Regions from separate parts of the Homo sapiens genome. Here region 2 is linked to region 1. Evidence: read pairs that join two places in POLR2A ChIA-PET (ENCODE). Cell type or tissue: PC-3. All regions are shown on one strand. Region 1 overlaps DDHD1 (DDHD domain containing 1). Region 2 has its middle 53 kb from the start of CDKN3.

Region 1 (2,500 bases):
AGAAAAACTTCAGACAAATCTACAAATTCTAATCTACCTGTACAGTTATACTCACCAGAATAGTTGATCCCACTGCCTGCAGTAAATGGAACAATAGAAGTATTTTTAACTTTACCACATATTTTGAAGTTTACTCAAGATTTAGACACACAATGAAAATGTGGCAATCTTAGCTACTATACAGTATTTTGAACTGTTACAAAAATATGCAAGTGCTGAATAAAGAAATGTAATGAGTAGATTGTTTCAAATTAAAACTTGATATGGTTTTCAATAGGGGATAACTAAGAGATACACAAAGATAATTAAAGATTTTTTTTTTGAACTTCAGGAAAAGAACATTGAAATATTAATGAAACTTGTCTTGATATAACAACAAGGAATTTTTGGGTTAAGTTCAATTTCCTTTGATAACTAAAAAATTACTAAAAAAGATTAAATAGGGAGTGCATTGTAACAATCTGTACATTTATAGTAAACTGTGTTAATATCATGACACTTACCATACATATTAAAATAAAAATTGAGATAGTTCAGATATTTATAGTAGTTAATTTTTAAATTCTAGAATAATCAAATGTTTAAAAAAATCAAATTTTCTAATTCTAAACCTCCTGAATTATTATGTCAAATTTACAAACCACTCTAAACTTTATCAACAACTTACTTGGTTTGTAGAATATATTAAATGTATCAATTGATCTTACCATCTTTTCCATCTATGGATTTTGACACTTCAATATCGAAATTTTCCTGCATCTGCTGGCCCCTAAAACAATTGAGATGTTCTTGCTCAATTAAATTACTTTCTTCCTCTTCTAGAGGCTGCCAAGTGCCGTCAATAAACCACTGTCCACGCATTACTGGTATTTTATCAGCCTCTGAAAAAGAGAAATCACAGAATTATACACATTTTAAGATTCAACTTCCCCAAAAGAGACACAGTATCTACAATCTTATATTTTGCTACTGCTGTCACAAAAACAGATTTTCATGACCCAATACAATCATCTAAACTTTTATTTATGTTTATTTATTTTGAGATATTTATCTTGCTCTGTTGCCCAGGATAGAGTGCAGTAGTGTGACCACAGCTCACTGCAGCCTTGACCTTCCAGGCTAATTTTTATATTATTCTGGTAGAGATGTGGTTTTGCCGTGTTGCCCAGACTGGTCTGACTGGTCTCAAACTCCTGGGCTCAAGAGATGTGACCACCTTGGCCTCCCAAAGTGCTAGGATTACAGGTATGAGCTGCTGCGCCTGGCCCATTTAAAGTTGTAAAATCCAGATTTTGAGCCAGAGTGTATCATATTCTATGGCACATACTTTTACTTATATTAAATTATTATGCCTAAAAATCACTTTAGCACTAGAAAGATAGATGAGCAGCTATGTATATAATTGAGACTCTGAATAACCAAAATTAGTAGGCTAAGGGTTTGTTAAAACGAGTTTCATGCAAGGCTCTGATGATAGTTCCAATGTCTTAGAAAATATTAATATAAAATCCAGACTAGTGTTTAGAAATAGTGTGTGTGGTAGTAGTGTGTGGCACTTTTTAGAGCTGCCTTGGAGACTAGAGGCTTCTAGTACATATACAGGATAAATGAAACTATTATATTAGTAAATATTTCATCTACTTTAGGGAAAAAAAATCAAGAAAAACTTTCTTGGCTAACTTTTGATGAAACACTATTCCTAGAAACCCAAGACTTTTAGTTGTTATTTAAAATAAACTACAACTGTCAGCTAAACTATCTTGAATTCTTTAAAACAATTTTTTAATAAAGCAAAAATAAAATAAAAATAACAAAACCCTAAAAGTAAAAAGCAAAATGAAACAAATGGATCTAATTATGTAGAATGCTGGTGGTTTAATCATATAAAGAGAAATTATTTCAAGTGAATTTAAAACTCCGTCATTTGTACATACATATTTGGAAATAAAATATGGAGAAAAAGAACTGCAAACATCTTAAACCTTTTGCAATAACCATATTGTTAGTAATACTATTTGTATTACTAATTTGAAACTGTAGGTTAAGATGAATGTATTAATTTTATTAATATCATTAGGAACCTAGATTTTAAGCATAAGACAAAAGAGATACAAATATAAAAATCAAATAAATAAAAAAGCTTGTAATCATAAATTTTAATTAAAAACTTCAGTATGGACTAGTGATGTATTTTCTCTTTGTAAAAATGTCCTAGTAAAGGCCTAGAACTGAAGACAAACCCAGTATAAGTGAACACTCCTAATATAAAGATTGTGAACTATAAATATCATTTCCCATTAAAAGAAACCAAGAGTCCTTGAAAAAAATGGCTAACTTCAGGTTTGAGACAAGAAATATACTAGATGATCTTGAGACATCTTGTCATACCAGATTTGTACTGTGATGTATTTAAAATTTTCTATTATGTGTTTCTATTGCTACTTGCATTCTCCTATATTCTGCTATAGTGATTCTGGTATATTTAGGTGTTTGCTGTGTC
Region 2 (2,500 bases), 1.2 Mb after region 1:
ACGCTTTTACTGCAATGAGCACAGTGGGTCCAATATGCTGACAGCTGTGTAGAAATCGGGAAGAGGGAGGATATATACTTATTTGTGTATCTATGCATAAATATCTCTAGAAGGAAAAATAAGAAACTAATAGTATGTGTTGCCTACAAGAGAAGGAACTGGATGGCTGAACAAGAAAAGGGAAAGGGAGACTTCTTACTGTATACCTTTCATGTTTTATTGAAATCTCTGTAAGTAATATGAATAGATTACCCATTCAAAAATGTAAATAAAAACAAAAAGATTACAAACTAAACAAGAAAGAGATTATGTAACTTGGCCACCCACCCAGCCAGTAAAGACACCATGATCACCAGTGGGCCTTTACAGAACCTTTCATTGTTTTTGAGGTTGGCTGTGCCATGAATTCCAATCATCTAGAACCACAGGAGTGAATGCAGGGTGTGGCCTAAGGAGCAGGGTGAGAGCGCGATGTGGTAGTCTGATGGGATGTGGATGAAGGTCTGTGGTTAGCTAAAGCAGAGTTAACCTTACATTGTCTCTAAGTCAGGGCAGGAATTCTTCCTAAGTCCCTTCCGAGACCCTGTCCAGCCACAGAAACTCTATGAGCTGGGTTGCCAGATTCAAAAATGAAACTACAGGATGACCAGTTACATTTGAATTCCAGATAAACAAAAATAATTTGAAAGCATTTGCTGTTTATCTGAAATTCAAATATAACTGGGCATCCTGTATTTTATTCAGCACCTCTACGTGTAAGGAGCCCCATGGCCTGGGGAGAGAGGCAGTGCAGCACACGAAGGCCAGCATGCAAGGCCAATGGGTCACAGCCTCCATGTCACAGCTACCGAAACTGTCCCTTACAGAGACTCTGAACACGTCCTTCTGACAGGTAGGAATAGAGAGAGGAGGGCTGCGTGGTAAAGTCACCGGCCGACAACAAAGTTACAGGGCTCCAAGTTAAAGTCAGTCTCTCAGCTCATTTCTGGCCCTGGAGCTTCTCCTGAAGGTGCTGTACGGAATGCTCTAGAAGAAGTTTGGAATGGGGGTGGGGCATGTCAGGCAACCCAGAGAAATGTTCTCCCAGCCCAGGTAATAAACGTACCCCTTTCCCCAAAGTACCGTTAAAGATGTTTAAAAAAAAATCTTAAAGAAAAAAAAAAAAAACCCTTTAAGCTGACCTCCTGCCAAAGTACACATCAATTATACAGCTTCAGTCAGGCGGATGCTCGAGGAAAGGGGATCATGTTACACCCAGCTGGGCACTTTGTAGTTAGCACAAATGTAATATAAAGCGCAGCAGAGTTCATCAAGTGTCTGTCTGGATTTTCAGTTTTCATTAGTGCTATAATTAAAACCACATTTTCAGCTCTATTACCTGTAACAAGAAAGGAATGAGAAATGAGCTTGTCAAGGTCAGGCTTTTCCAGCTATTTATACTGAGGATCTGCAGGCCACAAGTTGTTGCATTTGGTGTAAACCAGAGCGACCGGCCAAATGTCGCACTCCAATCCATCCTGTGTGGCTTGAAAGGCACGCTCATGAGGTCATTTCCTTTGAGTGGCCACTGGGTCGCAGATGTCCACACGGCACCAAGGACCGGGAAAGATGGGTGATCAGGTAAATCCACCCTGGGCCATGGAGGGGTTTTCTCTCCCATTATGATCAAATTGGTTTCACCTCCTACAACAGCCCCCAAAGGCAGTTCTCAGACACTCGTGTTGAGGGCAGAAATCCTAAAGTCTAAAGACCATCCCCTTCCAACCTTGATGTGAGGTTGTGCAGGAGAGGGCTGGATGGGAAGGTACATTTTAAACCTCCCCTGTTCAACAACACACACACACACACACACACACACACACACACACACACACACACTTCACAGTCCTCACTCTAGGCCGCAGATCCTTTCAGCCTGAACTTCCAGGCAGATATAGAACCCAGCCACTTCTCCCCAACACGCTGGTCCCTGGTACCACCATCTCTCCCCTGGATTCCAGGAAGAGTCTCCCTGATTCTGCCCGGCTCTCCCCTCCACCCTCCCACACACACCCCACCGTCTGTCCCAGCAGAGCAGCCAGACCGTGTCACTCCTCCACACAAACCCCTCCACTGGCTTCCGGATCTCTCAGATTAGAAGCCAGGCCTCACAGTGGTGCTGGGGCCCCACTCCCTCTGGCCTCCTATTGGTCCTGGTCTTCTCTCACTGCACTTCCCCCCATGCTCCTCCTCCCCACTCTGTCCCAGGCCGTCTGGCCTCTGGGGTCCTCAGACACAGCAGCCACAGTCCTTCCTCAGAGGCTTTGCACTTGCTGTGCCGTCTGCCCGGAGTTCCCTTCCTCCTGTTATCCTCATGACTTGCTCTTCACTCAAAAGGCACCTTTTATACAGGGAGGCCTTCCCTGACCACCCTACATCACAGTACAAGCCACCAGCACCCCTAACCCCTACCCCCCTTAACCCCCACCCCACTGACCACGGCATTCCCCATTTCCTCTCT

The links. Peaks named below come from ENCODE experiments on the same cell type or tissue, not always from the same donor. Only the 100,000 strongest peaks of a DNase experiment are listed, where the experiment ranks them.
Region 2: POLR2A ChIA-PET joins it to region 1 with 9 read pairs; 1 of 35 experiments calls an interaction of 5 or more read pairs at or near these places.

The regions. Positions count from the first base shown.
Region 1 is chr14:53,102,976-53,105,475 of GRCh38, forward strand. DDHD1 (DDHD domain containing 1) reads right to left here. Exons shown (of 13, transcript NM_001160148.2): 2 at 708-881. Among named protein-coding and RNA genes, the nearest start is that of DDHD1, 49 kb to the right of the region's middle. In PC-3, no CTCF peak of the experiment used is centred here; a DNase peak (open chromatin) is centred at 1,166.
Region 2 is chr14:54,342,541-54,345,040 of GRCh38, forward strand. No RefSeq gene overlaps it. Among named protein-coding and RNA genes, the nearest start is that of CDKN3, 53 kb to the right of the region's middle. In PC-3, no CTCF peak of the experiment used is centred here; a DNase peak (open chromatin) is centred at 1,231.